Regions from separate parts of the Mus musculus genome. Here region 2 is linked to region 1. Evidence: chromatin loops called from intact Hi-C (ENCODE). Cell type or tissue: left cerebral cortex. All regions are shown on one strand. Each heading gives the region's core, and the rest is flanking DNA. Links, peaks and the distances in the headings are about the cores only. Region 1 holds the start of B3galt5 (UDP-Gal:betaGlcNAc beta 1,3-galactosyltransferase, polypeptide 5). Region 2 overlaps B3galt5 (UDP-Gal:betaGlcNAc beta 1,3-galactosyltransferase, polypeptide 5).

Region 1 (15,585 bases), core at 2,692-10,691:
GCTAGGTGCATGCTTACATGTGTGTGGGTTTGCCAGCTCATCTGTGCTCATGTTTATGGAGGGCAGGGGGAGGATGATGCTGGATACCTTCCTCAGTTATTTCCCACCTTACTTTGTGAGAGGTTTTTCAGTGAACCTGGAGCAGTAAGGCTGACCAGGCAGCCAATGAGCCTGTAGGGATCTGTTTGTCTTTGGCTCCCCAGTGCCACGGCAGCCAGCTTTTTACATGAACGCTGAGGAGCTGAACCTGGGACTTCATGCTTGCATAGCAAGTATTTTACTCACTGAACCATGTCCCCTGTCCTGCTCCACATTGCTTTAAAGAATCAGGGTTTCCATCTTCTCCTCTAAAGCAGTGTAGGAAAGACCAATGAGAAGTGCCTTTGTTGGCTTGTACTCAGGGAGAGAGACGTTTTACCATCCTCTGTTCCCAAATCACCACTGATGGCATCATCTTCGCATTGAGCAATGTTCCTAGCAAAAGACCCTTTGTTATAAAAGCAAAATAAAATGAGCCCTGGGATGGCAAATGAAGCCGATTGTGTTCCGTGCTCACTGCATTCTGGGCTCTGTGCTAAGTTCTACCCATCACTCTCTTGTAAGTGCATTTGGTATTCCACTGTTTGCTCTATCCATGGACCCCTTGTCTGAGTGCTCACATTGTACTTTTTGTTCCTGTTCTTGTAATAAAAATACCCTGACAAAAACAACTCAATGGAGAGAGGCTTCATTTGGCTCACAGTTCCAAGTTATAGTTTGTCATCATGGGAAATCAAAGTTTCAGGAACTCGAGGCAGGAGGTCACATCATATCCACAATGAAGAGCAGGGAGCAACAGATTCATGTGTACATATTTAGCTTCTGTTGTCCACTGTTTAAAAATTACAGTGTGTGTATGTGTGTGTGTGTGTGTTTATGTGTGTGTGTTGGTCACATGTGGCACAGTACATGTATGTGTGTGGCTGTCAAAGGACATTTGGGAAGTATCTCCTTCCACATAGCTCCAGTTTAGACAAGCACCTTTAACAGCAGCCATGCCATCTTGTAGGCTCCTCCTTCGTTCTCATACAGTTCAGAAACTTGTGCCTAGGGAATGCTGCCACCCACAGTGGTCGAGTCTTCTCGCCTCAGTCAACATAGTCAAGATAATCCTCAGCAGATATGCAATGAGTCAACCTGACCCAGACAATTTCTCCTGACACTCTCTTTCCAGGTAACTCTGTGTCAAGTTGACTATTTATACTAACCATCCCACGGGTATTGCACTATGACAGCAGCTGGAGAAACAACATTAGTAAGATAGTGACAGTTCTTGTCCATAGATTGACACCTGGTAGCAAAGGCAGAAATGAAACCAAACAAATGTTACATGTTAGCAAAGTCAAGTGCAAGGCCCCCAGGAGACTCCCAGCTTTCCACTGCATGGTCCTTCCATAGTCCTTGCAGTGACCTGGAGCTGGTACCTGACATTTAGATGAAGAAACTGAAGGGTAGAACCAACCTCCAGACTGGGGAAGATTACAAAGGTTGGCTAAATTCTTCATGTTCCAACCAATGTAGCCTCTCTCTGGCTTGGAACCACTATCCTAAGATTCCAGATGAATTTTAGATGTGAAAATCTTTGACTTATCTTAGGGTTCCTATCCAGAACCAGCTGGATATGTTGGCCTGAACAGCCTCAGGCCAAGGGTGGTGTTCTGTATAGATAGCTAGCCCACTGGCTATAAGTAAACGGTATGGTGGTTCTCTTTAATTGTCAACTTGACACAATGTAGAATCACCTGGGAAGAGAGTCTCAGTGAGGGATTTTCCAGAGCAGGTTGGTTCATGGTTGTGTCTGTTGGGGGTGGGAAGACCTTCTACTGTGTGTGGCGCTGCTCCTTGAGTAGGGGATGCTGGCTGGTGCAATGGTGAAAGGTCCTTCTGAGCACTAGCATGTGTGTAAAGTCACTGTCCTCTGCTGGGGATTGAAGATGTGAAGGGACTAACTGTGCTGGTGAGGCAAGAAGTTAGGAAGCAGAACGAGTTTAGCTGTTGTCACCAGGCAACAAGCTGTCAGCTCAGCAGCTGATACCTGGAAAGCCACTGGGAGCCCTATCTCGCCTGCCTGGGAGGGGCTAACTCCTGGCCTCATGACACCTGGACTGCCTGGTAGTGATGGGCTAACCTGGAACTGTGGGGACCAGGAAACCCATCCTTTCTGGCTTGGTTTAGTCAGAATGTTTTGTCACAGCAACAGGAAATCAAACTAGGACACTCAGTGTCCCTGGACTTCATGCGTGCCATAAAACAGTATCATTCTGGAATAATCTCAAATAATATATGAGATTGCAAACTGTAAAGTGGGTGAATATGCTCCCCCATGTGAGTTAGCCTCTGACTAACTATAGAAACTAGTTATAAGGAGGTAGAGTTGATCTGAGTTGTGGTTTCAGAAGTCAACGTTGGCTGGATCCTCTGCTTGGTCTGAAGTGAGGCAGAGCATCATGGCAGCAGGAGTTGTATTTAGAGACTGCTCACTTCATGGCAGTCAGAACTGAGAGCAATGACCAGAGAAAGGTCTGGTGAGATGGCTCAGTAGGTAAGGTGCACACACAAGCATGAGGGCTGAGTTTAGAGCCTCCTGACTCAGCCAGGGTGGGGTTAATTGTTTGTAATTGTGCTGTAGGGGTGGAGACAGGAGGATTTTGAACTTGTTGACCAGCTAGTCTAGCCAAAATGGTGAGCTTCTGGTTGAATGAGAAACCTACTGTCTGAAAAAATAAGGTAGAGAGAGGCTGAGAAAAGACACTGAACCTCTGGCATATGCATGGATGCCAGATGCACATGTACACAAATGTGTGTAACACACACATACCAAACACACACACTACACAAACACACACACATACCACACACACAAACCCATATACCACACACAAACACACACACATATACCACACACATATTATACACACACACACACACACACACACACACACACACACACACGCGCAAACACATACACATATACCACATACACATACAAGCACACGTACACAAACACACACATATACCACACACACAAACACACACATATACCACACACAGACACACAGGCAGACAGACAGACAGATACACATACCACACACAAACATACCATATACACATATACCACCCCCTCTTTCCAGGACATACTCCCTCCATCCTTCCACATCTCTCAGTGCCATCAAGTGACAAGTGACTAAAACTGTTTATGAGGTCAGAGTCCCTGGGATCCAATTGCTTCTCCAACAGGTCTTTAGGGCATGAGTCTCTGGGAGGGAACGACAGTCTGCATCCACAACACCATTCAGTCCTACTGGCTGCAGGACTGGAAGGTTCTGCATTTCAGAGGTAACCAAAGACCTCCAAATATAGCCTTCCTCCATTAACCTGATCCTCGGTTTCTCCAGTGTAGGATGGAGAATAAATTGGTTGCAGCTCAGAGTACTTTGTGTGAGTGCTGGGTGCTAGGTGTCATGGACAGGGAGGCCATCCAGAGTATGTTTGTGTGTGTGTGGTATATGTGTGTGTATGTCTGTCGTATGTGTGTTGCTTATGTGTGTGTGGTATATGTGTGTGTTTGTGTGTATGGTATATGTGTATATTTGTGTATGTGTGTCATATGTGCGTGTGTGTGTGTGTGTGTGTGTGTGTGGTATGTGTGTATGGTATATGTGTATATTTGTGTATGTGTGTCATATGTGCGTGTGTGTGTGTGTGTGTGTGTGTGTGGTATGTGCGTGTCACACACATTGACCTTCCAGAGGGTGGACTCCATCACCTGGGCATTGAGGACCCACCTGCTTACAAGAATGATACTTGTCTGCATATATGATATGACTGGCCTCAGCCTTGCCTCTCCGTTACAACAGGTGACAGTTTACCAATGTGGGTCAAAGGGAGGGTAGGAACCCTTTTCCACTCTGCCACCAGACTAAAGGTCCCTGGCCAGGTCAGGAAAGATCAGCCTATCTGTGGAGGAGCGCTAACACACATAGGCAGGGTGTCCCTTGGTGGAACAGGAATGCAGGGCTTCGGGATAGTGACCTCCTGTCCATGACACCTAGCATCCAGCATTCACACCAGGCACTCTGAGCTGCAGCCAATTTATCCTCCGACTCTGTCTCAATGACCCTTCTCCTGTTCCACTGCATAGCTGTGTTTAATGGTTCAGAAAACTGCTGTGGGCCTGAGAAGCCTCCCCTGCAGAGTCATTGTAATTAGGATAATGGCTTCCCTGGGAGAACCATTTTCTAGGCCTCACAGAACCTCTGATGGGTCTCTGGGACTTTCAGCCACACGCTGCCCCTGCCCAGGTTCTTGGCTCAGAAGCCAGGAATATCTTGCTGGCAGTTGCTTGAGGCTCTCTGAAAAGAGTGAGAGGCAGGCAAGCGATACTTCCTCTGTGTCCCAGGACCAAGCCCAGGTCAGCAATGAAAGAAAGTATTGTCCGTTCTTTTCAGCTGTCACCACTTTCGCCAACCCCGGCTGGCACACCACAGACACCATCCACTCCTCATCTCGTTAAATTGCTCCAAACAGTATTGCTTGCTCATTTTCCACATGCTAGGCTGGGGCTTTAACTATGATGTGGTGGTGTTCCCCAGCGTCTCCTCTGGCACAGAAGACAGAGACCAAAGAAGCAAGTGTCCACTGAACTGCCAAGCAGTAACGTGGAACAAGTTAAAAAGAGGCTATAGGAGTCAGATCTGTTCCTTTAACAAAATGCCCAAGCAAGCGACTCTATAAGGCTGTTTGTAGGTCCCTGGGTCCTGACCTTTCTACTAGAGTAGGTTCTCAACTGGAGACAGTTTTGCTCTCCAGGAGGCATTTGCCCATCCAGAGACACCACTTACCATTTTGTAAGTAAACACAGAAACAAATGGAATACCCCTGCATCTGGTTGCATCCCTCACTTGTTTGAGACCAAGGTCACCTTGGCTGAGAAACTATGGGATAGGTAGGGATGGGATTGCTCAGAGGTCAGGTAGAGCCAGGAGGGAGAGGCAGATGTGGAGGGTAGTGGCCTTAGCCCTGAACCTGGAAGGAAGATTCAGCCCCCAGGCTGCAGGGGCCTCTGTACATCTTAGTTCTGCTTCTACATCAGTCCCTGGTTACCCTAGGAGACTGAGCTTCTTCATGAAGCCCTGCACAGAGTAGCAGCGTGGGAGTTTAATAATCACGGGTGTTGGCAGTGTATCACTTAAAGCCTTTCCTCTCCCGCAGTCCCCACAATCCATAGACCCTGCCCACCTTCTCTGAAAGGAGTCTATATCATTAGGGCCACGGATTCCAGTCGTTCTAATGTTTGCTCCACATTCCTAGCCCAGGAACGCATTTTTGTAAAAACAACAGCGTGCTAAACTGTAGGCAAACGAGAACCTTCATTGTTCTGAGAACATGGAAGACACGACCTTAAGGAAAATAAGCGACCTTCGCTTGCTTGGGATGAGAGCTGTGCATCTTCGGAGCTTCTCAAAGATTGTACTGTGCAGCTAGGGCTGAGGACCACTGAATTACAGCAGTATTCAACTGGTAAAAAACTGTGCAGTCTTGCACATATGGGCGCATAAATATATGGACATGTTTCAGGCCAGAGAAAGGTCTGGTGTCTTCTGCTATTCCAGCTAGTCTCTTTCCCTCGGTTCTACCAACGCATCCTTTCCCACTTGGTCTGTGTCAGAGAGCGGTACCCAGCACCAGCCTCTTAACTTTCCTGTGCCTCAATTTCCAAACCTGCAACACGGGAAAATGAATTGTACCCTTGTCACTGCCCAAGTAAATAGGATGCAGGCACATTCCCATGAGGTTCTTTGACCTTGCACAAACCTTTCTTATGAGAATTCTCGCCCTGCCTCACCCCCACCCCTGGAGCGTCGTGGTCTTTCGGTGGTCACTGGGTGTGGGAAATGCAGGACCCTGCGGTTTGGCCTGCACCGCCAGTAAATTCAAAGTTAACTTCAAGACTGTCCCCTGGGAGGGCTAGAGCGCACAGCCCGCAGCGGCCCTAGAGGAGCTGAGGATCTGCGCAAATGCTGGTGCCAGGGAAGATGCTCTGGCCAGCGCACTCGGGAGGCGGGACCTTGGCAGCCGGTTCCTGCTGCTTCTCCATAACGCAGCAGCTCGCTGCTCTGTGGTCCAGGGACCCAGGCTCTGACTAACCGGCCGCTGCTGCGCTGCGGGACTCAAGTGCACCTCCTCCCGCCGCCGCGCACCTATCACAGTCCCTAAGCGCATTGCCGCGCGCTCCTCCCACTTGCAAATGCCAGTCCAGCTTGCGGCTGCCCTGGCCTGGACAGAGCCTTCGGGCCGCCTGCGTCCCCTGCCCTGTCCCTTCTCAGCTCCAGCAGGACGACGGTAAGGAATTGCTGCGGGAGGCGGGGGCGCGGGGCGCAGGCACTAGAAACAGCAGGGCAGGCTGGCATCCATGTGTTCTTCCTGTAAAATTAAGGCAGAGATATCACGGAGCTTGATGAGAGCTTGGATTCACTGACAGAGACTTGTATATATACCACACCGAAGGAAGTTGTGCTTCTGGGTGGGTAGCAGCGCACATATAAATGAGGGTTACACATCGATGGACACAGCACAGGATTCAAAAGAATAGCTCGAGCTAGAGAAAATAACATCAATCAAGTCAAATTCTAAAGCCAACTCCGAAGCATCCTGCTGCAGCAGCTCCTGCAGTGTGTGGGCCCAGGGCTGAGAACAAGAAAGAAAAAAGCCTTCTTCTCAGCCAGGGGTGACAGTCAGGGATGACAGCCAGGGGCTGACTTCCTGGGGTGTTCTTCTGTTCATGGGAGTGCCTTGGGCTTGATAATCAACATTTTCTTTGGTGGTGAGTTGTGGGTAGGGGTTAGATGCACTATGATATGTGTGTGTGTGTGTGTGTGTGTGTGTGTGTGTGTGTGTAGGTTTTAATGCGCTGGGGTCTGGGGAAAGGTTTTGCTCCAGTCAGTGTTGGGCTTTTATCCATTTTATAAATGTAGGAAATTCTTAGTTCATGGCTGAGTTATATGCATGTTTATTAAGCTCATTTGTGTATAATGAAAATTTTCAGTTAAATTATAGCTTTGGGCAAGGAATATAGCTTTAGTGATACAGTTGCCTCTGGACATGTGGGAGGCCCCAGCTCAATCTTCAGAACTGAACAAAACAAAACAAAACTGTCTGTGTTTAATTTGTCCGTCAGCCATCCATCCAGTCTTGTATATGCTCCGTCTAACTGTTCCATCTCTTCAGTGTCTTTTCTTTAAAACAAACCAACCAACCCACCCAGTTTGAGTAATGTGAGCATTTGGCTTCAAAGAGATCATGTCAGGATTGACTGTTTTCTGTCACCTTCGGTTTTTGTCTAATTAAAAACTAAAGTCTGATTTTTGAGGGAGAAGCTCAGGACAAGGTTGATGACACTGAGAAGTGACCCTGAGGAGCAGGTCCTACAAAGGAAGGACCAAAGGGGTCCTTCCCCCCGCCCAGCTTGACCCAGACAGTTGTTCCTTTCTGAATGTCCCTCTGAACAGATGGCCCTTTCTTGTTGGTTTTGGGCAGGCGCTCTGAATAAACCTGGGCATCTCTGAGTCATGAGATGGGTGAGATGTCCCAGCATGATGGTAAGTCTCCTTTCAGCAGGGTCTCCTTCCGTTTCACTCTCTGGTCTCAGGAGGTAGGCAGGGCAGGTTCAGAGGATCCTAGAAGGGCCTCCAGAGAGCAGTCTCTGTTTCTCTGGGCTTGGTCTTGGCCTTTGGTTCTGAGCTCAGAAACTTGCCATCCGTTTGGTGTGCTGTTTAACTGGGCCTCTGATCCCATTTCTCCTGGGTTTTCTGTCAGGACTAGATCCTGGTCCAGAACATTCACCCACAGTTCCAGTGTCCTGGAGCAGCCGCTTGCTGCAGGGCATCCTCTGTCCCTAGATGAGTCAGTTAAGATGTGACCCTTGCTTGGTCCTGACAGAACAAACATGTCTTCTCACCTGACTATGAATATCAGCCGTCAGGAGTTCACTGCATTGGCTCCACCCTGGGTTGGGTGAGCTGAGTGTGGGCTTGCGTGCGTGCGTGTGTGTTCACGCTGGGGTGGGGTTGTAGGAGAGGAAGGTAGAGGTGAGAGTTGAGGAGTGGCCTCCGGTACACGCAGTTGACTTTTCTCCTGCACACAGTTGGTCCTTCTCCTTTCCAAATTTCAGTCTACGCTCTGGCTAGGCTTGGGTATTTCACTCCATCAGGCTTTGTGGCTGTCTCCAGTGGGTTTACACAACACTTTTCTTGGCCTCTGGGAAGGGAACTGTCTGAGCCAAGCTACAAAGCAAAAGAGTGGGTGAGACAGGTGATAGAGATTCTGGGGAGGCAACATGGCTCTCAGTTTAAAACCAGGATCAGGAATAATGTGATCAGATTGAACCCCGAAACAACTGATGACCAGCTGTCCTGCCAGGTGCACAGCTTTCAAAGATTAAACCCTGGACACTGAAAACCACAGCCTTTGGGCGCTAGCTATTACATTAGCTCATTTTCCCAACTGTCCAGCTAACGGAGGGTGGGGTGGTAATGTTCTAGACCACTTCTCTCTGGTCTAGATGCCATGTTGACAAAAATGACCCAGGCTTCTTATAATTTTAGCAGAGTAATAAAAACACACCTGTGCAAATTAGGGAGGGAAAGAGGAAGCACCATGACTCCCGGAAATCTGCCCCACTCTCATGACAAACTCTGATGCCAGCATGCATGCCACACCCCTTATAGCTGTCTGAGTAAGTGACCATCTAGAGTGCACATCAGCTCTGGGACAGGATAAGGCTGCTGTGGGGTACTGAAATTTCCTGCTGGCTTCCAGAACTGGTTAGTCATTTGTAAACCATACCTGCAGATTCAGCTACGGGTGAGAAAACTAAAGAGCTTTTGAGGAAATTGTATAAAGTAAGGACATGACCACTCGGAGGTACGGTTGGAGGGAAGGTTCTTGTGTAGATGTGAGGGGGAGTACAGCCTGAGGCCTCTGGAAGCATCCGGAGCAGGGAGAGAAAGCAGTAGACTAAACATGACCAGTAGACTGAACTGGGCCATGAGAGGAGAGAGGTGGGGGGAGGGTGAGTGAGAGAGGAAGAGAGGGGGAGAGAGGAAGAAAAACAAAAGGAGAGAAGAGGCCTGTCGGGCTATAGGGGAATGGGAAGCTGGGGAAGGGAAGCCTATGAGCTGAAGAAGCTTAGGGTAGCAGCTCGGGTTAGAAGAGCTGAGTAGTCAGGTAGCCTGGAAGCCAGCATGTGCTTTGGTAGGCTCATAGGCATCCCAAATAGCCATTTGTTTGTTTTGGCATTTTGTTTGAGAAAAACAAAAAAAACAAAAACAAACCAAAAACCTTTGAGTTAAAAACCAAGATCAAGGGTTTAAAGATACCAACCAGACTTTTAAAAAATTGCTTTTATTTATTTATTTATGTATGTATGTATGTATGTATGTATTTATTTATTTATTTTTACAATCCAATCGTTACCCCCTCCTGGTGGTCCACCCTCCCACAGTTCCACCTCCCATTCCTAACCCCACCCCCCATCTCCAAGAGGATGTGGAGGGGGGAGGGGCTCCCCTGTCAGGCTTCCCCACTCCCTGGGGACCCAAGTCTCTCTAGGGTTAGACACATTTTCTTTCACTGAGAACAGACCAGGCAGTCCTCTGCTATATATGTGTTGGGGGTGGGGTGCTTGTACCAGCTGATGTGTGCTGCCTGGTTGTGGCTCTGTGTCTGAGAGATCTCGAGGGTCCAGGTTAGTTGAGACTGCTGGTCTTCCTACAGGGTTGACCTCCTCCTTAGCTTCTTCCAGCCTTTCCCTGAGTCAACCACAGGGGTCCCCGACTTCAGTCTATTGGTTGGGCATATCAGTCGTTTGCTTTCAACTAGACTTTTAATATCTGATTTTAAACACTATGCCATATCCCCAATAGGAGCTAGAAGTCATTTGGGACCAAATAGTGTTAAAAATGTAGTTGATCATTCCATATACTCACAGAGAAACCCAGGAGCTTTAACCCTGTACTTTGGTTCTCTCCATTGACGCCATAGACCAAGTGGTTCTCAACCGCCCTAATGCTTCAACCCTTTAATACAGTTCCTCATGTGGTGGTGAGCCCCAAGCATAACATTGTTTTCATTGGTACATTTTGCTACTGTTACGAATCACAGTGTAAACATTTGATACGCAGAATATCTGATATGCAACCCCCTTAAAAGGCTCACTCAACCCCCAAAGAGGTCAAGACCCACAGGTTAAGAGCCACTGCCATAGATACTGATAATATTACTTCTCTGAGTGCATGTGAGGACTAGATTGTCCCATCTTTCCCTGGGCCTCTAGTGACAGTGACTATTGAAGCCATCATTTACCTACCATTCTCAAAGCTCTGCTGAATTTTGCTTGAGTATGGAAAGAATAAAAAGCTTCTCAAATAATAAAGTAATTGACTTTTCAGGGTCATTGTCAGGTGGTATGACACAGATATTTTGGGGCATGGTAGAATGACTAAAATAGTGGACAGACTTTGGGGTTCAGTGGTGAATGAGCAGAATTGGGGTTTGTACTCTCTACCATTAGCTTTTGATTCTGTGTCCAAACTTCCTTTCTAGGATCACTGTCCAAGGCTGTCTATAGTCTTTCTTTCGAGACCTCATTTCTTTGTTCCCTGAGGGTGTTTTAATTACCATACGTTAGCTCTGCAAGTCCTCTTTTAATCTCCTGGGTCTCTCGTCATTTCCTATGCCCACTGTGTTTTGCCATCTGAGTGCTGGGTGTCTCTGGGGAGCAGTACATTTATTGGGCTCACCTTTGATCCACTTCTGTGAGTTCATTCTTCCAGGTTATCTGTGCTGCCGCTCTTGTTTAACAAAGGACAGGCTACCTCGTTGGCTGTCTCTGTAGGTAAAAGTTAAGTTGACCATTCGTTATTGCCTTCCAATTATGTGGGTCTTAATTTGACTACTTCTCAGAGTTTTAGTCGAGTCCTGAGAATCATAATCTGCTTCTTGTCTCAGGCTGTGAAAAAAGGGGACGAGGGAGCATCAGGCTGCGTGGATAATAATCATGACCCGCAGGTTGCTTTTTCTGGAATTTTACTAAAACGAGTTTTCAAGGCCAGGGAGGGATCATGTTTATTTTTCTTAAAATGGTAAGAATTTTAAGAAATATTTCAGGCATATAGAGAAGTCAGAGAGCAGAAGACAAGCTGTGTGTGTGTGTGTGTGTGTAAGTGTGCTTGTGTGTGAGCTTGCTCATGTGTGAGCATGCTTGTGTGTGAGTGTGCTCTTGTCACATGGGTGGCACCTGCTTGTTACTTATGAGGTAAGACTGTATGTAAAAGTGAGCTGGGTGGAAGGCATTGGCCTTCAGGTCTCTTCGAACTTTTTGCGTTTTCTCACTGGCTTCTTCCCCACCCTGTGTTGTGTGTGAGTTCATAACTCTACATGTGAATCTGCATCTCACATTGCCACCATCATGCTTTTGAAGGTCACTGATGTTCAGGCACAGTGCTAATTTTTTGTACTCTCATTGCTACTGCTGGATCTTTAGATGTTATTTTACATTTTCGTATCAAACATAGTTGTAGGCATTCCTGGTCAGTTGTCTCTTGCACATCTGTTTAATTTTTTGTAGATTAAGGATCCATTTATATTAGCATAACTGACTTCTGGGGCATGTTCATCTCCTTTGGTCCTAGATCTGGAAGGATGCTATTTGGGGGATGGTGGTGCACTAAATCTCACTCTCACCAACCACATGGTTCAGTAACTCAGTGCCTGGTTCCCCTCAGCTTCACCAACATGTAGGATGGTTAGATCTTTGCATTTGTACTAATAGAAAGATTAGGAACTCAGTCTCACTGTGTTCAGTGCATTGACCTGATTCTAGCACAGCTGGTTATGTTTCCATTTACATATAAGTGTCTTGTTTATTTACCTATGTAATTATCCTCTGTCGATTGATCTATCTCCATCTTCTAACTGTCTCTGTGTTTATCATCCATATTTTCTTGTCTATCATCTGTCCATCTACCATCTATGATTGATCACTTGTCTATTTTCTATTTATAACATATGCCGTGAATCTATTACTTAATGTCTATCTGCTGTATCAGTTAACCATCAATCAGTGTGTAATCTATCATCTATTCATCTATCATCTATCAGGCATCTGTCACCTATATATGTCATTAATCTATCACCTACTATTTATAATCTATGTAATTTACCTATCTTCTATTGTATATCGTTTTGGTATATCTATTGTCTGTCATCTGTCTTCTAGTTATAACCATCTACTATTTCTCCATTAACTACCATATACCTATTGATAATCTATCATTTACTATCTCTCATCGCTTGTCTATCCCTGTGTCTATCATCTATCAATCATCTATTACTTATCATCTATTTATGTATCTCTCATCTATTATCTATTTATCATCTATAGACCATCAATCATTATCACCCACCTATAATCTATCATTAACTATCATCTATCTATCTATCTATCTATCTATCAATCATGTCATCATTATCTATCATCTATCATGTATTTTTCTATCATCTATTTATCACCTATCATCATTATCTATCAACTTGTCATTTATCTATCTGTGTATCATCTATCTACTATCTATCTATCTATCTATCTATCTATCTATCTATCATTTATATATGTATCATCTATTTTCTGCTATCTTTTAATCTATCTTCATCATCATCAATCTATCTATCTATGTCTCTTTTTAACTGTGACCAAATACCCAATAAGACAGAAGCAAGTTGAGAGGAAGAACTGAGATCACAGAATAGAAAGTAGAGTCCATTTCAGAGGGGTAGCAGAACCAACTGCTTTCTGTGTCAGCAGAAACATGAGGTGAGTAGTTAAATCACACAAACCAGGGAGTATAAAGCTTAGGCAAGAAGGAGGCCAGGCTACAATTCTTAAAGGCTTGCAGCCACCTTCTCCAGACATGCTTCCACACCAAAGGGCCCATTGTCTCCCCAAACAGGGTCAGAAGCTGAGGACCAAGCATTTTATCCTCAAAAGTCCATGAGGGACATTTCACGTTCAAAGTAAGGAAGTCTGTCTGTCTGCCTACTGCTTGGGATTCTTCTGTGAGTGACCTGTTTGTATCTTTTGTATATATTTTTATTTTGGATGTCTCTTCTTATTGGTTTCAGAAGCTCATTAGAGCCTTTGTTTACACTGGGAACACTTCTTTCTGGTCTGGGGCTTGTACTGTCATATTTTGTCTAGCCCCACTTTTTAGTTTTTACTTTAATCAAATTTGTCAAGTCTTTGTCTGTGGTTTGTGCTCTGTCTTCAGAGTGTCTTTCCAGGCTATTTTTGAAGACAGTCACATTATTTTCCTTATAAAAGTTGTAAAGTTGAAAAGGTTTTAAAGTTTGGGCAACTTTTCCTACATGAGAAAACCATTTGGGTTTTAACGTGCCTCGAGTTTGGTTTGAATCATTTGTTAGGTCAGGTGTGGCTATTCTGTGAGAATAGCCAGTGGCCTCAGGTGTGACTGTTTTCCTAGTGATGGGCTGCCACCTCATTATAAATGTGCAAATCTGTTTCCAACGTGTTTATTCTCTTTTTATTGATTACCTTGGTTATGTAAGACATAAACATCTTAATCTAGGATTTACACAGTAGAAACTTGTGGTGGGCAAGTAAGTCTTAGGTCAAGGTTCCAGGATGGCTGGCTTCTGGTGAGGTCTCTTTCTGGTTGCAGACTTCTACTTTCTGTAACTGTAAGGGGTCTGACATTTCTCTTCCTTCTTCTAATCACTCAATTGTATTAGGGACCCACCCTGGAACCTCATCATCTAACTTTTCATTAATAGCCTGAAGGCTCTGCCATATTGGGGCCAGAACTCCAATATGAATTTTGGGGAGGCACCATTTAGTTCTTAGCATTAGCCTCTTGGCCAGTACTTCCCTTATGTGTTCTTGACTCAGTGGGTGACTGAGAGGATTCACAGGCATCACATTTTCCTCCGTTTTTCTTTGTAATGTGCTGCTGATCTATTTTTGCCCTCTACATAAATTTCAAGTTCACTTGTCAGGTTGAATTAAAAATTTTGTCAATTTTCAGGATTGCTGTTCTGTCATGATGTAATTTGTTGATTTCAGAGCAAGTACAACACTGACGACGATGACGATGATGACGGTGATGACGTCCTCTTGCTATTTAGCTGAGGCTAGCTTTAGACTTTAGATTCTTCTCTCTTAGGTTCCTTAGTTTTGGGATTATAGTTATGCACCACAGCACCTGGCTCAGCATGATGAATTTCCAGACTCTTTACATTTTGCACAGTGTTCTTGCTAATATCATTCTGACTTGGGATCACAGCTAGTGTCCTTTGCCACATTCGCTCTGTAAGTGTCTCAGTCTTTGTCCCTCATAGGTTTAACATATTGGGAAAGGCCAGGACAACTGTTTCCTGGAGTATCCTTCAGTTTGAGTTTGCCTGACATTTCTTATCATTAGTGTGAAGTTATAAATTCTTATTAATAATACCGTAGAGGCTTAATAAACTAGCCATATTCTAATTGGTATACGTGCTCATATGTAGCATGTCTTTAAATGTAAAAAATACATTTTACTATTTTTTATTTCTCTGTGTGTGAATGTATGCCATGTGTTTACACAACTGTGGGGGCTGGAAGAAGGCATCAGATCCCTTGGAGTCAAAATTAAAGGCAGTTGTGAGCTGCTCACCGTGGGAACTGGGAACCAACCGAGTCCTGTGAAAGAGCAGGAAGTGTTCCCAACCACGGGGCCATCTCCCCAGCTCCTGTCTTGACTGTTTGAGGACAGCTGGTTATATTAGCTGTTTTGATTATGAATACAAAGAGGAGGATACAGCTTCTCCAGCCTTTAGGAGTTAGCATGGACATATGACTTTCCTGACTGATGAAAAGGGAAGTGAATTGATCTATGCTAAGACATCTCATGCTGGTGTCTGATTTTCCCAGTTGTCTTCAGTCTGTTGGCATAATTACACGTTGATATGAATATGCTGTAAAAATCAAAATAGCACAAAGTGATAAACCAGCGTGTGAAAGTCAGTTGCTTTCAAGAGCAGCCTGGTCACCTCAGGGATACGTCTCAGAGATCTGAGAATCGCTTCTGAGACAGGCTAGCCTAGTCAGTCTGAGATCAGAACTATACTGACTGAAAACAAGCTTGGCCTCTCCTCTTCCATTTATTGTATTCCTTATTCATTTTTCCCCCTGGTCTTATTGCATTGGCTAGGGCCAGAGAGTGAGATGGTTAATGGAAGCAGCCATGATAGACACTCTTGTCTTGATCCTGACCTTGATGGCAATGCTTCCAAGTTTCACTCTGAAGTGCAGTGTCCACGTTAAGTTTCTGATGGTTACTTTTTGTCAAGTTAAGAAGTTTCCTTTTTAAAATGATGAATTAGTGCTTAAACTTATTGACTCATTTTTGATGTATCTTTTTTTTCCCCAACAATATTGTGTCCCCCTCTCCCCCAATATTGTCACATAGTGTGTTGTTTCTTTTCCTGCGGCTA
Region 2 (15,585 bases), core at 5,056-13,055, 45 kb after region 1:
CACCTAGCACCAGCCACCATGTGCTAGACCTTCCGTTTACTCATTCATTAGCCATATTGCTCTTTGCATCCGCACATCATGAACAAGGTCAAGGTTAGGTCTGCAGAGAGCAGACTGGATCGAGCATTCAGTGCTGAGAAGATGGTTGGGCGTAGGTATATGCACAGGGCACTGGAGCCTAAGCAGATGTGGTCACACTTACTGTTGCATTTAAGATGCCAGCACCCCTGGCAAGGGGCCATCCTTCATTCTTACAACCAGATTGGTTGTCCGCAGAGGCAGCTGAAGTGACTCAGTGACTCATCCAGCGTCGGAGACGTGGCACAGACACAATGCTCTGTCTTCTCCTTTGGTGCACTGTCCACATCCCTTTCCATGGGCTTGCTTCTCTCAGAAGCTTGGGGCTGGTGCTACCCCAGGAGTCACCAGCATCTCACTCTGCCTGCACGCTGCCACTTCTGACCTGGCTGTTGTCTTGAGTGTTGGTCTACTTCCTGGTTCTGCTTGACTTCCTGTGACTTGGCCCTGGGGTTATCCGTGGAATTCTCACAAACCTCCCATTTAGACTAGCCTTCTCACGAGGTCATGTGTGGCCAAGTCTGGCATATTGAGTTCAGTCCTTGAGATCTGTGTGGTTGAAGGAGAGAATTAATCTTTACAAGCCCGCAGTGGCACATATGTGCCTGCACACATGTGCATGCAAAACTGTAATAAGTAACATGTAAATGAGACAATTTTTGCAAAGACTCCTTCAAACAGTGACCTCTGAAGGTCTTTGCTTATTTTTATTTCTGTGTTGCTCTCCATGATGCAAATCCTTGTGTGTGAACACTGGCACAGGTGTAGTAGAAAAAAAAAACCCTCTCAGTTAGGATTATTTGCAAAATGCCTTAGTTTGGTTGGGAATTCAATAGAAAATTTTGTCAGGGTCTTGCCCCAGGTCTGTCTAGTTCCCTACTTGTTAATTTAACTCCCAGGATAAGACCCTCAGAGCCGGCCTTAGACTGATCCTGGAGGTGAAGGGTGAAACCATCCAAGCTCAGAGTTGAGAAGGGCTGTGTAAGCCTGACAGGAGCAAGTCAGAGTGAAGCAAAGTAACAATAGCAAAAGGTTTTAAGTCCATTAAAAGTAGCATTTTCTAATTACCAGGCATAACACTTTTAAATACAAGTAGAAAATGGATTTTGTGGCCAAATGTCATATACCTGCTTTTTTTGTGATATTGTTTTGTGGTTTTTGGTGCTGGGGATGGAGCCCTAATGCTTATCAGGGCTCCCCTACTGTGCCTCTCCAGCCCCCTGTTGAGTTGTTTTTCACCATGTGGTTTACTACCTCCTGCAGGGGTCTTGGGGATCAGAGCCTGGTGCCTCCAGTTCAGATGCTGTGCTGGGTATTTCTAACTGTTAACTCTGGAAGAGAGTTTTAATGAGAAATTATTTCTTCATTATTAATTGACGTAGAAAGATTCAGTTCATTGTGGGCGACACTATTCCCTAGGCAGGGTATACTAAACAGTACGAGAGGAGAAAGCCAGCCGAGGGCAAGCAAGGATCCGTGTTTACCTCTCTGTTTGTGAGACTGTGGTGTGCTCATCTGCTTCATGTTCCTGCCTTGACTTCCCTGCAATAACACACTGCAACCTGGACTTGTGAGCCAAATAAACCCTCTCTTCCCCAAGTTGATTTTGTCACAGTAACAGAAGGGAAGCTAAACCAGATGCTCAGGTTGATACCTGCGGGCTCAGACCACCAGGCCCTTCTCACCCTGCCCTGGATGTCATCCAGTGCCATCTCTCTGTCCCACACAGAGGGGAGCCCAGACGCTGCTTACATTCTGCTTCAGGGAAATATCAGAGGAGGAGAGCTGACTCATTTCACATAAACAAACAAACAAAAACATGCCTCCTATGACTGCAAACAACTCATCTGCAGCTGCGGACACTTTGTGGTCAAATTTGATTTCCAAAAGGATTAAAAAATTAAGTGTCACTGAATGGAGTTTGGAATTGTCATTTGCCTGTATGAGGCTCTGATACTGTACTTGGGGAGCGGGTATATGTATTTATGATTTATTAATGATATTTATCTTTAATAAAAATTAAGTTATAAGCAGCATAATGTGTGTGAGTGGTTCTAACTTTCAGCTCCTCTGAAGCTAGTAATACATGTATGGCCTAAATTGTACTATCTTGCTATCTTTCCACTGGCGTTTGTGTCTGGAAAAACAGAAAAACTTTTTTTTTTTTTTTTTTTTTAATTTGGCTTTGATTTTGTATGCTTAGAAAAGTACTGCTGGAGATCCTTGCTTATGTTCAGAAGATACGAGGACTTCTCGATTCTCACATTTTATGGAAACAGAGCCATAAAACTACAGTTTGGAGGACTTTGGGGCAGTCAACATCTGATGGAGCAGTGTGTGTGTGTGTGTGTGTGCTGTTGGTAATTATAAATCCAGACATTAGTAGGCAATTATCCTCTGGAATTATTCTCTCTCGGGTGTAGTTTCCTTTTGTTTGAGCTTAAGAAATTAATATTACGAATTGACTGTGCCTTTGGGGTCTTTGATACTTATCCGTTTCAGAGGAACAGCTTGGATCCCGGGTCTCTGATGTGTCTAAGGTGGATGAATCAGAAGCGTCTCCCTCTGGCGTTAGCGTGACTGCCATGTCTCACGGGGTGCAGCCACTGACTCTCTGCACCCATGCTCCGTGCTGCCTGCCTCCTATGCCAGTCTCAGAAACCAAACAAAAGTTGGAAGCAGCAGGACTGTGCATGGACGTGCAGGATGCCAGCTTCCAAAGGCTCTCTCATCCTTCACCCACCAGCTATGCCTCGCCTCTCTGTGAAGGCTGGCCCAGTCCTGCCTGCATGCCAGTCTTGCTGCCTCTCCAACGAGGCTCCTACCATCATCTCTTATCCATCTACAGCTCCAGGGCCCCCCATGCCCTCTAGAATAGTCCTTCAGTATAAAGATTGCTCTCCCTGTTTGTATTGGCATTTCTCTAGACCTCCTCCTCTCCAGTTCTGTCTTTTGCTTTCTCTCTTAGTGCAAAAACTGTTCCCACCAACAGCCTTCCCTGTGTTATCTGCTCTCAGCTTGTTTCTCTCACCGGGTACATTTTGACCCATCCTGGTGTAGGGACAGCGCCCTCCCTGTGGTAACCACTTCTGGAGTATAGGAGGGGGTGGTGTCCAGACTGCTTCTCCATCTTCTCCCAAGGCATCTTATCCTGTAAGCCTCTGCTTCATGACAGACTCTGGTCTGCGTTGGATTATTAAGAAGCCAGAAGAGGTGCCAGGGACATGGCTCAGTGGATAAAGTGCTTGCCACTCGAGCAAGAGGACCTCACTTTGGATCCCCAGAACCTCTGTAAAGCTGGGTACAGAAGCACATGTCTGTTATCCTAGCCTCTCTACTGTGAGATGGGAGGTGGAGACTCCCAGAAACTGAGGGCCAGTTGGCCCAGTAGACGAGGTAGCCAATGCCTCAAACAAGGTGGAAGGCAAGAGGTGACGCCAGAGGTTGTCCTTTGAGTCCCACACATGTACTGGGACACCTGTGTGCCTCAGGTGACAATAGACAGGGAGGAGCCTCAGACAGGAGCAGCCCATTTCCATATTAACCGGGTGGTGAGTTCCAGAGATCTGTCTCCCAGAGACAACACCAGAACCAAGCAAGACTTTCTACTCATTTCTTTCTGTTTTGAGATTTCAAATACTATACTAAACCATGGTGCCAGAAGTGAGCTGTTAACAGCTAATGCTTTTGTGTGTGTGTGTGTGTGTGTGTGTGTGTGTGTGTGTGTGTGTGTGTGTGTGTGATTTGTTGGTTCTGGAATGTGGAAGAGGAGACCCCATACCTGAGAAATACCCTATTCAGAGTCTTAGAGAGTAGAAACTCTTTGCCAAGGGAAGCATACGTTCTTTCTGAGGGTCACCTACGAGCTTTATGCCTGGAATTCAGATTATGGTTAAATGTGTGTATCTTAAAAGAGGCCTGGCAGGGTTAGATCACATTAACTCTGCAAGCTTGCTTATCACTCATTTTATAGCCTCCTAGAGCTCTCTCCCTCTCTCCTTCCCTCCCTCTACTCCTCCCCCCTCTATCCCTCCTTCCCTCTCTCCCTCTCTTTCCATAACTCTCTTCTTCTCTCCCTTCCTCCATCCCTTCCTCTATTCCTCCTTCTATCCCTCCCTTCTTCTCTTCCCTCCTCACTATATCCCTCCCTCCCTCCCTGCCTCTTTCCCTCTCTCTTTCCCTCTTTCCCTCTCTCCCTGGTGATGGTGATGGGCCCAGAGGGGACCAAGGGTGCATCTGATGCTGGCAGCTGAACTGCAGAATGGAGGGGGTCATGGAAGGCAGCTGAGTCTTTGCACAGGGGGAGGCCTGGAGAGGACACTGATGAAGAAACAGTCTCAGTAACAGTGAAAATCCCAGGACTGTAGGGTTATGGAGAACAGACGAGGCTTGGGCTGTGTGGCAAAGTGGGAGTCCCTGAAGAGAGGCCAGGAAGCCATTTATGAAGGTGCAGCCCGTGGAGACCCTAGGACAATGGAGATGTCAGATGCCCATCAAGTATGGCAGAAGATATGTAGTGGAACTACACACTCGGCTGAGCTTAGAAGGAAGCCACATGTGCAGATGGCAGAGTGAGACAGAGGAGAACCCAGTAGATCCTGGGTTCTCATGATCAAGGAGCCTCAGACACCAGAAGACACTAAGGTATTTATGCTGCTCCATTTGGTTTTGCCTTGGTCCTTCCTTTCTGGAATGAGAAACATGTAACTTAATTGTGTGCATGTGTGCATGTGTGTGTTCTCATGCGTGTGTGTGTGTGTGTGTGTGTGTGTGTGTGTGTGTACAGTTGCCCTCTGAGGTCAGAAGAGCATGGTAAGCTAGAATTATAAGAACTGGTAAAGCTACCTATTATGGGTGTGCTGGGAACTAAACTCAGGTCCTCTGGAAGAGCAGTAATTACTCTTATACTGAGACATTTCTACACACCCCCACCTGAAATTTATTTTATTTTATGTTTGTCTACATACATGTATGTGCACCACACATATACACTGCCTGCAGAAGCTAAGAGACCCCGGATCTCCTAGAACTGGAGTTATAGACAGTGGTTGTGAGCTGCCAAGTGCATGCTGGGGATGAAACCTGGTTCCTCTGCAAGATCAGCCAGTGCTCTTAACCACTGAACCATCTCTCTCATTTCTCTAGCACTGTTTAACTTATGTTTGATTTTACAGGAGCCTGTGATGAGAGACTTTGGACTTTTAAAACCTTTTAAAACAGAGAACTTGGATTTTAAGTGCTGAAAATTTAAACCCCATGAGAGTTTTAAAGTTATACCATTTTATATCATATTACTTACATAAGATCTTGGGGATAATTAAAAAAGAAAGGTTATGAGTGATGTATTTGTGCGTTGACTTGGCAAGGGGTCAATGTGTTGGTTAGTTTTTTTGTCAACTTGGCACAAGTTAGGATCATCTAAGGAGAGGGAACTTCAGTTGAGGAATTAACTCCATCAGCCTGGCCTGTGGGCAAATCCTTAGGGACTTTTCTTAATTAATGATTGATGTGCTCAAGTCCAGCTTACTATGGGCAGGGCAAACCCTGGTCCTGGGTTGTATAAGAAAGCAAACTGACCAAGCTGTGAGGAGCAAGCCAGTGAGCAGTACTCCTCCACAGCCTTTGCTTCAGTCCTTGCGCCCAGTTTCCTGCTCTGACTTCCTTCAGGGATGCAATGTGACCAAGGGTTGGAAGCGGAAACATTCTCTTCAAGTTGCTTCTGGTTGCGTTTATTGCAGCAATGGAAAGGACATGAAGAGTACAAGCAGAGGAAGTGTTTAAGAATGAGAATACGGAGGCCAGGCGTGGTGGCACATGCCTTTAATCCCAGCACTCGGGAGGTAGAGGCAGTGGATTTCTGAGTTTGAGGCCAGCCTGATCTACAAAGGGAGTTCCAGGACAGCCAGGGCTACAGAGAACCCTGTCTTGCACAAAAAAAAAAAAAAAAAAAAAAAAAGAACGAGAATTCCGGCTGGCAGTGTGGCACAGTGGGTAAAGGGGTTTGCCACCTAAGCCTAAGGCCTTGAGTTTGATTCCTGGGACCCATACAATGGAAGGAGAGACGTGATTAACAGATGTCATCCTCTGACTTCCAAATGTGTGCGTCTGCACACACACACACGCACACACACACACACACACACACACACACACACCACATATATACATACACACACACACACCACATCACACCACACACACACACATACACACCACACATACCACACACACTACATACATACACAAACATACTACACATACCACATACATACACAAACATACTACACATACCATAAACAAACATACACACACATTCATACATACATACACATACACACGCATACACAGGACACACAGGATGTATTCTGTGGCACATACATGTGTCTTCACAGCCTCACATATCACACATACAATATTACTAAGTAAAACATTAAAAACAGCTAGAGAACAGAGAAAGAACTTAGAAATCAAGAATATGACAACAGAAAAAAATCTTTATAATCTATTCCCACAAGTAAGAAAGATAAATTGGTCAAGAGAATAGCCTGTTCCTCTCTCTGGGAACCAGATGGGTAGACTGAACATGATTCCTTTCCTCACTGGCCAGACCTTTGTCACATGGTTCATCTAGAATCAAGCACTTTTGGGAGAGGTGTCTAGGCCCTCTGCATTGCTGTAACAGTATACCTGAGGCTGAGATATTTATAAAGAAAAGACTGTATTCTCATAAATGCTGAGAAGCCTCAGGTCAAGGCCCTCTCAGGCTTCCCTTACTTTGTCTTCTGAAGGCTTTGATTTGTTCCTGGCTAATCAATGACCGTTAGCCTGAGATGTCAGGCTCCACAGGACAGAAGTTGGGTCTGGGGTTATCTCTGACTACAGGAGCAGAAGCATCTTTTGGTGCTTTTCCTGGGACGTTCTGGAATGTTCCTTGTTCTCTGGGTTCTACTGACTCTGACCCACTCTGAGCCATTTTGCCGGACTTACATGGATTTCCTGTTCTACCTGATACCACTCTGCTGCTGTGGATCTGTTATGAGTCTAGAGAGACTTGGTTCCTGTAGACTGTAACTGTAAACCTTAACTAGTGTGTACAGAAAGCCTATAGCAAAAGTCGAACTTCATAGGGGAAGGGCAGAATCCCGTCTTTAAGAGGGCCCTGTTTTGGTATTCTGTGCAGCAGTGAACCAGTAGATGAGCTTTTCATTAGAGGGAGGGGCTCACTTAAGAGCCAGAAGTAGACCTGTGGCCTGTGGAGAGGGTAGCTGAGATCTCTGAAATAACCATAGGAACCAGGATGTTTGTGTTAGCCAGAAACACAGGAAACGATGGTTGCCAGAGCTTCCCTTCCCAACTACCAAGATGACTTAGGCAAGGTAAGTGGTTGTCATAAAGCAGGAGCGGATAGGGCATAGACAGGTTCTAATTTGTGGGGCAGATGTGTGTGGAAGCTTGGAGGGGTGGCAGTTAGAGCTGGCAGAAGCTGAACAAGGGGCAGTAGGACCAGTGGCTCCAGATCTCTATCTGTTGTGTATATTAAAAAAAATTGGGTGGGAATTATAATACAGTTGTATCACATCTCCCTTCCTTCTTAATTAAGAATATATTATATAATCAGTAATATGTTTTTTCCTAAAAACATAAAGTAAACCTGCTCAACCCATGTGATAGGATTTGCATGTCTGTTTCTAGTTGGTATTGGAGAACCAGTTGTGTGCTCTTCCTGAGGAAGGCTATTTCCCCCACTCTCAGCATTCTCTAGTTGCCTGTAGCTCTTTGTCTGGGATTGAGGCCTTGTGGGCTTTATTGCCTACAATATGAGGTATTAACTAGTCATGACTATGCTTTATTTGGGCACCTTAAGAACACAACCCAAGGTGTCCACAGGCACCTGGTTTGCACCTTCAGAGACGAATGTTCTTGAATTCAAGCTAAAAAAGAAAAGAGAGAGCAAAACAAACCGAACTACTTCCCACCCCTAGTCTAAATCATGCAATAGCTGGCCACAACTTTCCAGCATAGACAGCCCTGCCCACTCTGAGGACGATCTCTCATGGCACCTCTGGGCAAGCTCTGACCAGTACACAAGAAATGAGACATGTAAAGTTAGCTTGGGCCTGCATTGTCAGAGGTCAGGGTTTCACAGGTTTTCTTACCCCCAAGCCTAAATGAACCTCTCTGACCTCCTATGGCGAGCAGAGGTCATTTTCCCACATCACACTTCTCTTTTCTAGGGCGAGACAGACCCACGGGGCGTGGGAAAGGAGTTCACTGGAGGAATGGGCTCCTGCCACCTTAGCAGGAGCTTGAGGAGGCAGAGCTAACGGATCAGAGGTGAATTGGCAGCCTCCACACTGAAAAGCCATGTGCTTCAGCTGCAAGGGGAGCCAGGGCCTTGGAGGTGCAGGTGCAGGTTCATTGTGGCCGTGGAGCTGTGCGTGTGGCTGAGGCAGTGGGGAGGAAGCTGGGGCTGGAACCCATTGCCAGGTCTCTCTCTGGCTGCTGCTGTTGGTGGTGACCATGGCAACCTGCAGTGAGGGCAGTGCCTGCTCCACTTGTCCTTCCAACTTTGTGTGAGTTCCAGGTTTGCCAACAGTACTTTGGAATCATACAGAGAAAGGGATCACGGGGGAAATCGATCTGATTTGATCAAGTTGTCATCATGGAAACCACCCTAAGCGTTCCTCTGAGAAGGTGTGTAGGGTGTTAGCGATAGCCAAGCAGTCTTACACTCCCATTATCCTCTGAGCTAATGATCCCCACCCCCACCCCCCATGCTGGTGGCCAACCCCCCCTCTCCCTTTGCTGGCGTTTGCCAGCACCAATGAAATGACATATAAGGACTGCTAACAGGAACATGGCTTGCCTTAGCAAAGGATTGAAAATGATGCTTACATTCCGGGGTGGGGGTGGGGGGAGAAAGCAACAGAAATTGTGCACCAATGCAGGAATAACACTCCTGGCTGTGGAGCATGAATCAGCAGTTTTCATGATGTTTTGCTAATTTGAAAGCCTCCCTGGCCGTGCACAGAACAAGCAGAGAGCAGTTGAAGAAAAGCTCAAATCTCAGTTTCACTGGGACTCCTGTTCTTTCTTTGTAGCCTGTGAATATATTTCCATGGCCATGCACAAAAATTTAAAGTTTCTAAAAACTGAAGAAACAAGCCCAAAACAAAAAGACTCTGTTGTGCAATGATTTTGTTGTAGAGTGAGATACCCACTCTACAGCAATCCCCAGTACAGTAATAATTACACCTTCTGACAGTGACTTTAAGCTATCGTAGGGGTTCCCTCCTGCTGAGGCAGGTATGGAATGAGGCAAAACACTTGAGCAATGGGGTCTAGTGTTGTGTTCGGCCAGCAGACCACAACCTGGGTTTTAGCCTGGAAAGGCATTTTGGAAACCTGGAAGAGAAGAGGGGCTAGGTGGCGAGAGAAAGAAATGTAGCCAAGACAGTTATTCTGATCAAAGCTCAAATTTTACTGTTACGGCACTCAGTTATGAAGGAAGGGGGAGGGGACCCGATTCCTGCCGAATAATCCAGTAGAAAGGTGCACGTGTGTGGCTCAGCAGGTTTTAGCAGTGGGCGTGGCAGAACGAATGAGCAGGAAGCTCCACCCCTGAGCAAGCAGGTTTCAGGCTGGGGGAGGGGAGACTACAGTCTAGAACCAGAGAAGTGGGTGCTGCTGAGAGGAGATGCATACACAGGGTCTGTTGGTCGGCTGGAAGCTTTGTCTAGAACCGGACTGGGAGATACTAGGTTTGGCACATGGTTTGTTCTCTCTTGGAGACCCTCCCTTACTGTCATCTAGGTTATAATCCTAGACACCGTGGGTGGTCTTTCATCATGCAGACCCTTGCTGCCTACCCTGTGGGACTCAAACAAGAGGGATTAGAGGCCCCTGCAAGAGATGCCTCATTTCAGACTTGAGGCTAGCTGTAGAGAATGAGTCTGAAGCAGTCGGGCTGAAGAACACTTCCAGAACTGTGGCAGGACTCAGGCCAACACAAGGAGCTATTCTGGAGATGGGACCACCAGTGCCTAGTGAAGACTTTCAAGCTGTGTTAGTTAGCACCTAGCAGAAGCCAGATGACCGTGGATTGCACCCCCTGAAGCTGGAAACCCTCAAAGCAAATCCTTTCTTCCATTGAGGGTGGAGTGTTTAGAGACACTTTAAAATCCCATACCTTTGCATCCACAGTGTAGAAAGAAATATGCATGTGTATATCATCAAGAGCCTTGTGCATGGCTGATGGCTTGTTTGTTTTCAGTGAGCTCAATGGCCCAGGTGGTATTGGGGAGGGGGCACACAGGGTTTATACTGGTAGACGCTAACCAGACTCAGGGTTCCAGGACCTACCTAAGCTAGATTTCCAAAAACAGGGAAGAGAAACACAGAGTCTCAAAAATGTGGTTGTGATCACCTGAGCAGACAGTCAAGACCGGGTCTTAGAAGGACCGACTGCCCTTGTCCCTGCCCTGTCAGGTCTGGGTGTGTGGAGATCGGATGCTAAGGCAGGGTTTTCCTACGTGGTTAACCTGCCACCTTCTCAGATGCTGTCACAGGAGCCTGTGGTGAAGGCACCAGGTCAGCTCCGTCTTGACATATGATGGGAAGAGCAAAGCCAATGGTGGATGGGCTCACAGAAGCCTCCTGTGGTGAGACTCGGAGCCTGTGGTTGCTCTAAGGTTTCCAAGTTAATCAGCATGGGGGGCGGGGAAGTAATGCCAGCTCCAATGAGCCCACTGAGCCTTTGCAAGCTCCAGGGAAATTGGGTTTAGAAGACTGACTGAAAGGTGGGCGTGGCTCCATAGGAAACATCCTATGGTAGCACAAGCTGTCTGCTATACGGCCTTGCTCAGGAGTTAGTCCTGAAGGCTCCTCCTAACGAGCGTCCATATCTACACATGTGATCTCAGAATGCTTTTTTGTACCCTTGGTGGTGATTTCTGAGACCCCCTTGCTGATATGTTAGAGCCTCCAGCTGGACATGGCTTAGATCTCAGAGCACTATGCCTTTGCACCGAAAGTCAGCCATGGTGCGTTTCCTCCACAGGGTCCCTGACACTCATGGAGGCGTGGGTGTGGTTTCAGTGTGATGTTTCCTAGAGTTTGGAACCAGAGTGTCTTACAACCTTATTAGGGACATTTATCAGTATTAAATACAAATATCTCCAGAGATAAAAATGGATAGAAATGAAGCTATACCCCATGGCTTTGGGGAACTATGAAGGTGGGAAAATTATAAAACAAGCAACCTGGAAAGACGGGAGGGTGTGAGGGGTCAGAGGTGTTGGTGGCAGTTTGCCTAAGGGAAACCGAATCCTTCCTGGAGTAAGGATAATGACATGTGGTTGGTGGGCAAACGACCTTCTGACGCTAACCACTCAGTTTACAACCTTAAGTTGACACCTCTGAAAACAAAGTAAGTGATAAAAACGTGTCCAGGAAATAAGGCAACCTACTGTCAATAAGAGGGTTTTTACAGGGTGAATTTAGCATGGAGCACACACATCTCCCTCCATATTATATACCATAATGCATTTGCACAGCATCAATGATTAACAGTGTGTTTCCCCCTTCCTGCCTCATGACTACACAGAGGAGTTCCCTATGGTCTCAGTACTGGGTGTGATTTCCCACGAGCCCTTCCTTCCTCTCCCCAGATTTTCCTCCTTGATGCCTGCTGACCAGCTAGGAGCTGTGCTGTGGCAGAACGTGCTGCTGGCTGGCTGCCTAATGACGCCCAACTACTGTGGATTCCCTGCCATTAGTTCAGGGATGAATCCTTACCTATGACTTGAGTCAGCAGACAACTGATAGCCCGTGTCTGTCTTCTTCTCCACCGAGGTGACATTGGGGACCGTGGATCCTCACCTGAGGCATAGCCCATTTACTGTCAGAGTTACATAGGGAAAACGAGCCCAGCTGTGTCAGCCAACTGCTGCAATGCCAGGCCTCATTTTCAGTGCTCTCAAAAAAAAAAAAAAAAAAAGTCCCAGCTTGAGCGGAACATTGCTTGTTTTCCAGGTCTTAAAACATATCTAAGGAGTCATCTGCTAAGGTTTCTGGAGATGATTAGTGCTGAGATTGGGCTGTGGAACCCTCTTAAAGGCTTTGAGTATGTGTAATTTTTCGATGCGTAAAGATGTGCTCTTAGAGTTATAGGCGTATATGAGTTTTCTTATATAAGTAAATTTTAAGGAGTAATTACTTTAACCCAAATGTTACCCATGCGCTGAGCCTCTGTGCTGTGAGACCCACAGAGAATGCCAACAGCAGCCTGCCCCTCTCCTCCCCTTTCCCAGCTGGGGCCCTGCCTGCTGCTGCTGTTGGTATTCACATGACAGGCACAACCACCTCACCCAACATGGAGTTTGTTCTAAGAAGTATGCTGCCAGGAGATCTTTCCACGATGGGGTGGTTGGCCTCTTTATGCAACCTCTTTTTCCAGTTGGGAAATGTGGCTAACACTGGATATATTACATGTTACAGAATGATAAGGCATTATATGTTATGGCATGATAAAGTATAGCTTTTTTAAAAATTTTACTTTTTTCATTTACTTTACATCCTGCTCACTGCTCCCACTCCTGGTCTCTCCCTCCCACAATCCTTCCCCCCTCCCTTTCTCCTCTGAGAGGATGGAACCCCCATCCCCGACTCCCCTAGGCGTATGAAGTCTCTGTGGGGCTAGGTGCATCCTCTCCCACTGAGGCCAAACAAGGCAGCCCAGCTTGAAGAACATATCCTACATACAGGCAACAGCTTTTGGGATAGCCCCTGCTCCAGTTGTTCAGGACCCACTTGAAGACCAAGCTGTATATATGTGTGGCAGGCCTAGGTCCAGCTCGTGTATGCTCTTTGGCTGATGGTTCCTGTCTCCGAGAGCCCCAAAAGTCTAGGTGAGTTGATTCTGTTGGTCTTCCTGTGGAGTTCATATTCCATTTGGGGCCCACAATCTTTCCCCCAACTCTTCCATAAGTTTCCAAAAGCCCCATCCACTCTTTGGCTGTGGGTGTCTGCATCTGTCTGCATCAGCTGCTGGGTGGAGCCTAGTTGGTCCAGCGTGGTTGCTAAAGGGGCATTATGCCACGGTTTCTGCCCCAGGAGCATTACCAGGGTGCTGATCTCCACGTGTGCTGACGGTTGCCGTTGCCCTGAAGCTGGTGTGCAGTCTCTTGTTTTACTTTCAATCTCTCTTTCTGGGGAATATACTTCCTTCATTAATCAGAGCTAATCACTCCATAATAAATGAAGCAGATGCAGTTCTCAGGAATGAGGGACGGAGGTGGTCATGAGGCTGTGGAGGATGAGGAATAGGCCTTCTGCTTGGCCTTTAGGGGCCATGGGTTCGGGCTCTCTGGTTAGAGGAAGGAACAAGAATGAGAAGAAAGGAGAAGATGGAGGAATGATGAGAATCCTCAGGTAAAGAGAGAGCACCTGAACTGACAGCTCGCATCCACTGCTGACTCCAAGTCATTATCGAAGCAGAGCTGCTCCTATTCCTCACACTGAGGCTGGACCTCTAGCAAAGCCTCTCAGAGAACAGCCACGCTAGACTCCTCACTGCAAGCACAGCTGAGTATCATTAATAGTGTCACGGATTGGTGCTTGCCCATGGGATGGGCCCCTTTACCCACTGAACCCTCTCGCCAGCTCCCATGTGTGTTTATACAATGGGCAGTATGTTAGGTTTGTGAGCTTTGTGGTGTGTCTCGATGCTGTTGTGGTGTCTTTGGGCAATAATATTCATTACAGTCTTACTGGGGTAGGCTTGTATGCAGTCTGTCGTTGACTGAAATGTCATTTCATGATACAGGTGGTGTTTCTGGATAAGATACATTAATTATTACACCAGCATCTTGGCTGTTCTTCCTTAGTATTCTACTTCTGGGCGGTCTGAGGTGCTACCCTGTTCATTATTTTTGCTTCCGGTGAAAGACCCAGAGCGAACAACTCAAGGGAGGAAAGATCCAGTTTAGTTCATTCCTTTCCTTTATTAGTGCTGAATACTATTCCATTGTCTGCAGTTTTAAAAAATTCATTCATCTATTGAGGGGTCATCCAGTCTATGCCAGTTTTTACAGTAAGTAGAGTTGTTATAAATACACATGCCTTTGTGTCGGATGAGTTTAAATCCTTTGGGTCAGTGCTAAAGAGCATGGCAGATGGAGAAACTGTAAAGGAAGAATGCACTAGCTCTGTGAGTAGCCTGCAGATTGCCTTCCAAAGTGGCCAGGCTGTCCACCTTCCCACCAGTTGCAGAAGAGTAGCTGTGTTGCTCCAAAGAGTAGCCAGTGCTTGGTGGTGTCAGTATTCCGAATTATGCTGTTCTATTATTTGTTGGACTTTACTTCCACTGACAAAATTAATGTGTGCTAAACTATCCTCAAACTGACATTTGCTGCATGATTTTTTTAAATCTATTCTTATACATGAGAAAAGTAAAATATATAGGAATCTCAAAGTATGTGTCGTGTGTTGATAGTTATGAGGGGACTCAGGACACACAACTGATGATCAGCACCTCGCCTTGCTTCGACGTTATATGGCTTAGGACTATGCTTACAAGCAGGATGGCTAAGTTTGTCTGGTGTTCTGATTAGCTTCATTGCATGGTTAACATGAAGACAGTCTGTTCTCCTCTGGATCTGCCAAAACGAGCCCTCTCCACTGTTGATGGACAGAGCAGCGGTTTATGTCTATGTGCTGTGGACACTCCTTGTTGTGTTTTCCATGACTTATCTCTTTCAAAAATTTACTAAAATTCTCTTATGCAATATATTCTGATCAGATTATTTTTTTCTCCTCTGACGTTTCCTAAATCCTCCCTACCTCCTTACCTCTCCAATGTTATTCTCTCTCTCTCCTCTTTGTGTGTCTTATTCTCAAACAAACACACACACCAAAGAACAAGCAGAAAACCCAGTAAATTTGACTAACCAACCAAAACATCATGGTGTCCATTTTGTTTTGGTGAACTACACTTGAGCATTGAGCCCTCCCTGTTGTATGATTGATATGTCCAGTGATGCTCCATTGGAGACAACTGCTTTTCCCTTCTTTGGTGGTGTCATTTTGTCTTGTTTGAACTCGTGCAGGCCTTGTGTGTACTGTCAGTCTCTTGAATTGTAAGTGCATGAGCCCTAATGTGTCCGGAAGACATTGTTTCCTTAGTGTGACTAGTTTCTTTGCACATGTATTCCTCCTAGGACAGAGATGCTGGGAGAGACACATTTCCAATATTAATATAAAAATATCGGCTTGTTTCCAGATGGGTTATACTGATTCAGGTGCAAAAGAGAGTTTGAAAGACCTCACTATTTAAAAAAACTCACTTCACCTGGTATTATCAAGCTATTCAGGGTCTACCAGCATGGCAGATATTTAATAATGCCCATGAGATGGGAGATTCTGAAATGGGGCTGACAGTATACTGGCTTGAGAATTTAGGTCTTTGGATATAATGACTACTTTGTATGTAGAGTGAATATGAATCAC

The links. Hi-C counts contacts between places; a loop is a spot of excess contacts. Peaks named below come from ENCODE experiments on the same cell type or tissue, not always from the same donor. Only the 100,000 strongest peaks of a DNase experiment are listed, where the experiment ranks them.
Region 2: a loop joins it to region 1, with 1.9 times the contacts of the local background. A loop is called at or near these places in 5 of 42 quality-filtered maps.

Annotation. Positions count from the first base shown.
Region 1 is chr16:96,274,698-96,290,282 of GRCm38, forward strand. It overlaps B3galt5 (UDP-Gal:betaGlcNAc beta 1,3-galactosyltransferase, polypeptide 5), which reads left to right and starts at 6,335. Exons shown (of 3, transcript NM_033149.3): 1 at 6,335-6,381. In left cerebral cortex, for the core only: a CTCF peak has its summit at 6,272; DNase peaks (open chromatin) are centred at 4,430, 6,252 and 6,677; H3K4me3 peaks cover 1,084 bases; H3K27ac peaks cover 771 bases.
Region 2 is chr16:96,317,746-96,333,330 of GRCm38, forward strand. B3galt5 (UDP-Gal:betaGlcNAc beta 1,3-galactosyltransferase, polypeptide 5) reads left to right here. Exons shown (of 3, transcript NM_033149.3): 3 at 1-2,113. Among named protein-coding and RNA genes, the nearest start is that of Gm41510, 27 kb to the right of the region's middle. In left cerebral cortex, for the core only: no CTCF peak of the experiment used is centred there; DNase peaks (open chromatin) are centred at 8,590 and 9,061.